Regions from separate parts of the Homo sapiens genome. Here region 2 is linked to region 1. A link is a loop called in an ENCODE intact Hi-C map of the cell type or tissue named here. Cell type or tissue: gastrocnemius medialis. All regions are shown on one strand. Each heading gives the region's core, and the rest is flanking DNA. Links, peaks and the distances in the headings are about the cores only.

The links. Peaks named below come from ENCODE experiments on the same cell type or tissue, not always from the same donor. Only the 100,000 strongest peaks of a DNase experiment are listed, where the experiment ranks them.
Region 2: a loop joins it to region 1, with 2.2 times the contacts of the local background. A loop is called at or near these places in 1 of 110 quality-filtered maps.

Annotation. Positions count from the first base shown.
Region 1 is chr14:78,574,249-78,578,648 of GRCh38, forward strand. The region is part of intron 4 of NRXN3 (neurexin 3); the gene reads left to right. Among named protein-coding and RNA genes, the nearest start is that of NRXN3-AS2, 130 kb to the right of the region's middle. In gastrocnemius medialis, for the core only: no CTCF peak of the experiment used is centred there; a DNase peak (open chromatin) is centred at 2,383; H3K27ac peaks cover 1,886 bases.
Region 2 is chr14:78,470,289-78,474,688 of GRCh38, forward strand. The region is part of intron 4 of NRXN3 (neurexin 3); the gene reads left to right. Among named protein-coding and RNA genes, the nearest start is that of NRXN3-AS2, 240 kb to the right of the region's middle. In gastrocnemius medialis, for the core only: no CTCF peak of the experiment used is centred there; no DNase peak of the experiment used is centred there; H3K27ac peaks cover 1,010 bases.

The DNA of each region.
Region 1 (4,400 bases), core at 232-4,231:
GGGAAATGTGGGGTCTGAGCTCCCACACAGAGTCCCCACTGGGGCACTGCCTAGTGAAGCTGTGAGTAGAGGACTAGCATCCTCCAGACTTCAGAATGGTAGATTCTCTAATAGGTTACACCATACACTTGGAAAAGCTGCAGGGACTCAATGCCAGCCAATGAAAGCAGCCGAAAGAGGGGCTGTATCCTGCAAAGCCACAGGGGTGGAGCTGCCCAAGGCTATGTGAGCCCACCTCTTGCATCAGCATGCCCTGGATGTTAGACACAGAGTCAAAGGAGATAATTTTGGAGCTTTAAGATTTAACTGCCCCGCTGGATTTTGGACTTGCATGGGACCTGTAGCCCCTTCGTTTTGGCCAGTTTCTCCCATGTGGAATAGGTGTATTCACCCAATGCCTGTAACCCCATTGTATCTAAGAAGTAACTAACATGCTTTTTATTTTACAGGCTCATAGGTGGAAGGGATTTGCCTTGTGTCAGATGAAACTTTGGACTTCAAATTTTGAGTTAATGCTGGAATGAGTTAAGACTTTGGAGGACTGTGGGAAGGGCATGACTGTTTTTTGAAATGTGAGGATTAAGCATAAAATAATGGCAAACCGCACAAGAATTATTACAATTCAAGGTGAGATTTGGGAGGAGCCAGGGACAGAATGATATGGTTTGCCTCTGGGGCCCCACCCAAATCTCACCTTGAATTATAATAATTCCCACATGTCAAGGGTGGGACCAGGTGGAGACAATTGAATCATGAGGGTGGTTTCTGCCATGCTGTTTTCATGATAGTGAGTGAGTTCTCATGATATCTGATGGTTTTATAAGGGGCTTCCCTGTTTGCTTGGCACTCATTCTGTCCCCTGCCGCCCTGTGAGGAGGTGACTTTTGCCATGATTGTAAGTTTCCTGAGGCCTTCTCAGCCATGTGGAACTGTGAGTCAATTAAACCTCTTTTCTTTGTACATTTATAAATTACCTAGTCTCAGGTATTTCCTCATAGTAGCGCAAGCACAGACTAATACAATGGCCAAGAAGTGATCATAGGATGGTAATATAATAAACACATGGAGGGGAAAGTGAGTGTAGTTGCAGGTTTTCAGGAGAAAATCTGAAAGGGGTGACCAAAAATGAGTACCTGAATGATGCAGCTTTTTGAAAAAGTCTATTTGTAGGTCATTAACAAATTGAGATTCAGGAAATCATTGTATGGTTTAAATAGGATAAAATTTTTCACTAGAATGCTTGATCTCTGGGGATTCCCAGAAGCCCATTCATGAAAGTGGTTCATTCATGCAACAAATATTTTAACAAATGCCAAGTATGTTGTAGAATTATTTTAGGTGCTAGGAAAACAGCAGTGGATAAAACAAAAATTCCTTAGAGTTTATATTCTAATGGCGAGTCATAAGTAATCTACAAAATAAATAAATATACAGTATTCTAGATGATGGTAAGTGTTTTAAAGGAAAAATGAAACAACAAATAGTGATAGTACAAGCGGGGGTGGTGGTGATAATTTCAAGTTTAGGTAGGGTAAAGAAGAAGACATGGATAGACAGGAAGCCCAGATATAGCATAGTATTCCAGGGACCAAAGCAAGATGTTCAGGAAACTAGAGGCCTCAAATTCTCCTACTGCAATCTGACTTTGTACCCCAATTAACAGTGACAGCATACTGCTTTAAAATAGGAAATAAAGTGGAAGGAAAGCAAATGCTTGATAGTTGACCTGACATTCACTGTTGCAAGATTGGGAACGTACAATAAATGTCACTGATGGAGAAATATTCATGAAGTAAAAATGTCAGTTTTCAATTTGGCATGAGGATGGTTTGACATGTATTAGTCATGCACAGAATATTATCATAATTAATGCATTAATAATACAGCTGTCCTTTTTCTCCCAATCATAAGTTAAAAGGGAGGAAATAGAGGCAAGTGAAAGAGCAGCTCTCATCCTGATCAGACCTTTTCTCTTGGCATTTGTCTCTTCCTCTGCCCAGCCATTTCTGTGGCATTGGCTTCTGATCAGTATCAGTCTTGATTTATCCATCTCAGTTCTTCCTTCACCTTTCATGAACAACACCAGTGGTTTTGTCTGCTGAGGGCTTTTTCCTTAATTTTCAGCCATACTTTAAAAAATATTTTAAAAGAGAGAGATATATATAGTAAAAATGAGACATAAGCAAAATCAAGAATATAAAAATCTCCCATAAGCTCACTACCCAGAGAAAACTACTATTACTATTTTGGTGTTTGTACTGATCTCGGATAGCTGGCGCTGGGATGACTCAGGGGATTTGATTCTTCTCCACTGTTTCTCATTCTCCAGCAGGCTGGCCCTAGCCTATTCTCATGTCATTGGCAGAGGCACGGGCAAGCTTATTCTCACACCTGCTTTTTAAGTCTCTATTTGTGTCACATTCACTAACATCACAAAGCAAATCATGTGATTAAGCCCAGTGTCAAGGGGCGGAACATTCTGTCCTACCCATAGTTGGAAGGTACTGCAGGGTTATGTGGCAAAGGGAAGGGTGAAAACTTGGGGCAAAATTTGCGACTTCCTATACTGGGTCAAAAGACACCCTTGTTTCAAGGCTTATGATAGATGTTTCCAAATTGCTTTCTAGAAGGGCTGAACCAACCCCACTAATGGTATAAGACTTCCTGGCTTTCCAGTTCTCTTTAGTCTTGCTGATTCTGGGAATGATTTATGACCTTCTGTCTGGGCTGTTTTGATTTGTATCTCCACCTGTCTTTTAAGGCTGCACAGTTTTTCTTTGTGGTAATTCTTTACTTGCAGAATACCCCCAAAGCTCCCTAAGACTCTGGTCTACTTACCTTCTTCATCCTGATTTCTTCTGCCTGCTTTATCTAACACTTGTGCTGACCAACTCCCAGCTATCTGAATATTCAGTAATCCATGTAGGCCTACTCCCCAAGTGTTCTAAGTTGGTAGGAGTTACTACACATCTTTTAACTTTGCTGCCTACACCAGCAGTAATGTAATTGTTGGTCCTCATTATTCCCAGAATATTGGAATTTTTAGGGTCAGAAAAGAGCTCAGAATCCAATCTCATTTTTATACAATATTATTCCAAAGATGTATGGGTATTTGTGTAGATGAAGATAAGGGTATAGATAGAAATTTGCATAGAAAAAAGGTTGAAAGGCATTGCCATTGTTAATATGCTAGTATACATCTGTATATGGGAATTATAGGTGAATTTTTTTTTTGCGATGGAGTTTTGCTCTTGTTGCCCAGGTTGGAGTGCAATGGCACGATCCCTGCTCACTACAACCGCCACCTCCCAGGTTCAAGCGATCCTCCTGCCTCAGCCTCCCAAATAGCTGGGATTACAGGCTTGTAGTACCACGCCCAGCTAATTTTGTATTTTTAGTAGAGATGGGGTTTCTCCATGTTGGTCAGGCTGGTCTCGAACTCCTGACCTCAGGTGATCCACCCGCCTCGGCCTCCCATAGGTGAATTTTAAAAAATCTTTAATGTTGCGTACAGAAACTGAGGGTCACAGAAGTTAAATAACTCACCTCATATCCTAAAGATTAATAATAGTGAAACTGACTAATGCCCAGTTCTGCTGATTCCTGGTTTAATGCTCTCTTGAGATAATACCACAGTATGATCTCTGAGGCCTAGCTGTCTTTTGTTTGATTGTTTGTATCCAAGCTGTATTGGCAGTTTCTTTTGGTTTTATAAGAGTGCTCTGCTGATTGTGGGTTCACAGGGAAATAAAGAATGTTTTTTAAATGATTGAGTCATCTAAGTCAGCTATGTAAATGTATATATATATATACACACATATATGTAATATCTGTATGCATAAATTACCATGACTTCAAAATTTGACAAATGGTTCAGGTAAATAGTGGATTTTATCTTTTAAATCACATTAAGGCTCCCAAGTGGATGCATCCTGAGTTCTGGACACATAATTTATCATAGGCATCACATGGATTTTATGTAATTATATTAATTATTTAGTACATACAAAGGTAAGCTCTGCAGAATTAGAATAGAATCGGATAAGTTTTTAGGGAGATCTAAATTGGTAAGATTGATCAAATTTCTTGCTATGAGTAATTGAAGGTGGGTCACTGTGATGGAGTGTTCTTCACTGGAGCTAAGCTTCACTAGAGCTATTCGGAGTAATTGGGGACTGGTTAGGAGACCAATGCATCAACATCTGTCTATAGGAAGTATGGATTCATCTGCTTTGAAATGAGTCTTTAGTTTGTTTCCTGCTTGTTCTTTATTTCTTTTTCACCTGAATGCTCTTTCAAGAATATTCAAAAACACAAAAACAAAAACTTTTCCCCTGGAGAGTGGGGATTAGCTCAAGAATCACCATGATGATGAGAAGCAGAAAACCTGGTTTGGAGAG
Region 2 (4,400 bases), core at 326-4,325, 100 kb before region 1:
CCACCCCAGTTCTCTGAGGATGGGACTCAGGCATCTGGAATTTTCACTTCTTTAAAGGGTAGGTGATTCTTATATAAACAGTTTTAGAGCTATTACCAAAGTTATTGCTTCAAATATTATACTTAGAGGAGAAGTTGGGGCAATTTCTTTTCTCGGTGGGAGAGGCTTTGCTCCATAATCCTCGTCAGTAATCAAGAGATACACCTTTCCTTAAAGAGTTTCCAAAAATGTTCTGCATGAGGAATCACCATTTCATGTCAGTCTTGTATATCAGTGGGGCTGGTTGGTTAATACATATGGATTGTATTGTGTTCATCTGACATTAAGATATAAGCTGAGGCAAAGTGAAGAGAGGAGGAAGAATGAATACAATAGATAAATAGTAAGATAGAAAAGAGAAGAGAAATGGAGATGGGGAGGAAATAAAGAAGAGATATTTGTGTAAATATGGTTTCATCTATGACAATGTTTAGTATCACGCTTTTTTACATTTTGAAGCACTTTACAGTATAAAAAATCCTTTTATATGCGATCCTCACAACTGTCCTGGGGTACTGGACCAGGTAAGTGTTAACATACCCATTTCACAGATGGAAAAATTGAGACTTCTGACAGCAACCTTCCGAAGGTCAGATAGCTAGTGTCAAAACCAACCCTGGAACTCAGGACTTAGTTCTAAAGCAGGAATTTTCTGCCAATCCTAATCTATACTCAGCCTGGGTAACCTAGACTTGTTCTTGCTTGTGTAATGACAAGGCCTTCATTCTGAATGAGTGCTCTGATGTGATTTGATGTAGAGTGGTTCTTTGGGGAGGGACATGGCACTGGCACACTGAACAGAGTGGACTTGGTATCCTGAGGAGGTCCTTGGAAATTCTCATAAAAATCAACAAGCTTATTGAAAGAGCTCATGTTACATCTTATAAACAAAATAAAACTGGTACATGATTCGTGAGTGTCTTCATTCTTCTCTTTCTTCCCTTTCTTCTCTTCAACACACTCAACACACACACACACACACACACACACACACACACACACACACCCCCAAGAAATTCACCTCTGGCTCTGGAATCTGGAGAAAGTTCAAAGTCATGCAGCAATGACCGTCAGCATGATTAGGCCTACTGGAATCAACAAGATAAATTCAGGGCCTGATCACCATCAGACATTTTCTTGGTCTAACCTATTGTGGCCAAAGGAAGGGAAGTCTCACTCAGGTCTGCTCCCTCTCCTTCATTTACTTACTGAGCAGGCTTTTTTTGCTTTAGGGCATGGTTGGTACTGACCCTCCTGGGACTATAATAAAAACTAACCTGGGTACCAGGGTTGAATGTTGATGAGTTTTTTTACCCTCGTTATTTCTCTTGATCATTACAACAGCCTGGTGATATAGGTAATGGTAATATCCAGGCATAATTACGATACCATTGGTCTAGGCATACTTGTATAATTCTGTAGATCAGCTACCCCCCTAGAAAGTACTAAGGTAAATTTATGCACAGAGAGGGTGAAACAATGCAAAGGGACACTCTATTGCTAGTTGGGGCTTAGGCCCCTCAAATACTGAACAGGATTTTGGTGAACTGGGCTGCACCACAAAGAGAAGCTGGGTGGACTTGAACCAACCTAAAAGAAAAGTCAAACCTACCTTTCTGATTTTGGTTAGGAAGGGAAACCAAACTCTGCATCCCTGCTGAGAATCCCCGAAAAAGAAAGTGGCTGTAAAAGATGGAACCTAAGCCTTTCCAAGCCAGAATTCTGTGCTTTGTAGGAAAAGACAGGCATCAGAAGAGAAAGCCTCAAAGAGCTTTGAAGAGCAAGATAGCAAGATCTAGGACACAGCTTACTGTTTGAGGCCTAAGTTCCCCTCAGTGTTGGAAACTCCCACTATTATGGCCAGATGAAGTAGTTTTGCCTCTTTCTTGGTCACTGTCTTTGGGATGTGGAGGTGGTGTGGGGGCTGGAGGGAAAATGTGATATCCTGGGGATATGTTTTACTGTGAGGAACTTAAGGATCGGGGAAGTTAAGTCACTTACTCAACCAAGGTCATTTGTTTAGTGTGTGGGGAAGCTCAGATTTGAACTCTTGAATCTTGGCAACAACATTTAGTAATTTTCCCATTTTGCTACCTATCCTCTCTACCAAACACCATTTTGTTCTTATGTGGAAAATTGGTTCTACCCTCCTGGGCTTCCTCTGGCAGGAGCAGTGTCATTAAAACATTGAAGAGAACCCAAAGAATATATTTTTCTCCACTTAATGCTTGCTCAGGGAAGACATCCACATCCATGGGAGTTGTCTGGCTCACAGTTTAGGAAGTGTCATGCACATGGAGGTAGTCTGCTAGATGAGGCTTAGATCACATGTCTATTTCATCTCACTGTTCCTCCTTAAAAGTTCAGATGATACAAATGGCCACACTGTCCTCTAAAAGAAGCGTTGGAGTTTATTTTGGGAAAGGGGCCTATTTTAAGATAAAGGACAGGGGCTCCCTATTCTGCCACTGTGCTGGCTTGTCTCCACTCCACACTCAGCAAAAATGGAATATTCTCTAAACAATAGGTGACTCAGCCTTTGCAAAGTCTCAGGTGAAATGGATTTAGCCAGCAAAGAGAGAAAATGTCTTTTTTTTTTTTTTTCATTTTTCCCTGGTCCTGTTTGATGATAATTCTCAGTGCTCAGTGCTCCTTTCATCCAAAGATCTGTAATTAATTAAGCCTCACAACTCCCCTGGCAAGTAGAGAGAGGTACAAGGATGTTCATTTAAAACCAATCCTGTTTGATACAGTAGGACTGTTACCAAGGCTCTTTAAAAGAAAAACCTTTCTGGCCGGGCGTGGTGGCTCAAGCCTGTAATCCCAGCACTTTGGGAGGCCGAGGTGGGTGGATCATGAGGTCAGGAGATCAAGACCATCCTGGCTAACATGGTGAAACCTCGTCTCTACTAAAAATACAAAAAATTAGCTGGGCGTGGTGGCGGGCTCCTGTAGTCCCAGCTACTCGGGAGGCTGAGGCAGGAGAATGGCGTGAACCTGGGAGGTGGAGCTTGCAGTGAGCCAAGATCACACCACTGCACTCCAGCCTGGGCAACAGAGCGAGACTCTGTCTCAAAAAAAAAAAAAAAAATGAAAAACCTTTCTTTTGTGAAACTTCTTTTTAATGGACTAAATTAAAAAAGAAAGGGAAGAAGTAACTTTATCTGGGATACCTGCTGAGTTATGGCCACAGACAGAGTCCTAAGTTAGGAGCTCTGATGTCATTCTTGGATTAAACTAGGTGTATAAGCTACTGCTATGTAGCAAATCACCATGAAACTTAGTGGCTTTAGACAATAATAAACATTTATTGTTAATACAGTTACTGTGAATCAGGAATTCAGGAGTGGCTTATCTGGGTGGTTCTGCCTTGAGATCATAGTAAAGATGATAGCAAGGGCTGCAGTCATCTGAAGGCTTGACTGGGGCCGGAGGATCCACTTCTAAGATGGCTCACTCAAATGGATGGTGAGTTGGTGCTGGCTGTTGGTAGAAGACTAATTCTGCATGTGGACTTCTGCAAAGGGCTGCTTGAATGTCCTAATTATGAGGCAGATGCTCCCCTATTACAAGGGACCCAAAAGAGCAAACGTGTAAGTGTCAGTGTCTTTTGTTACCTACCCTGGGATGTCACACTGTCATTTCCTCAATGTCCTGTTGACTACACAGGTTAGCTCTCAACATTATGGGAGGGGCCTACAACAAGGGCATGAATATCAGGAAGAAGACTCACTGGAGGCCTGCTTGGAGCCTGGCTACTGTATGAAGACATATTAAACGTATGTCCATCTGTAATATTAGTGGTCCTCTGAAAAACCAGCTTAGAGGACTAATTATCATTCATCTGATAAGAAGAGAGAGTAAGAGATAGGGAATGGTGTAATTAACTTTCTGGTTATTTGTAGTTTTAGAAAAAAGAGCCACCATTCTTCATGGTTAAGTGATTAAGCCTATATTGGAGTGTACATAACAAGGGGTGATGCTCCCATTTTTAGGAGCTGGATAGCTGTCCCAGACCTTATAGCAGATCACTGGCTCCTCATTGTTGGTCCATGGACCAATGTTATATTAACTGCTAAAAGGCATCCCTGAGGCATTTATTAAAAATGTGGATACCAGCTTTCTACTCTTAGGGATTCTAAGTCTGTGCATTTGGAACCCACTGTGCTGGCTCAACTTATCAAGTTATGTGGGGTGAGAATTATGACTTATGGCAGTTATAGTCATTTGCTTAGCATCTCTCCATGATCTTTTTCTTGGTCTCAGAACACCAACTAAAAATAAGTTCCTGGTTGCTAAGGGCATGAATATCAGGAAGGAATTGATAGTTGCCAATGTTGTTTGCATACCATATTAGTTCA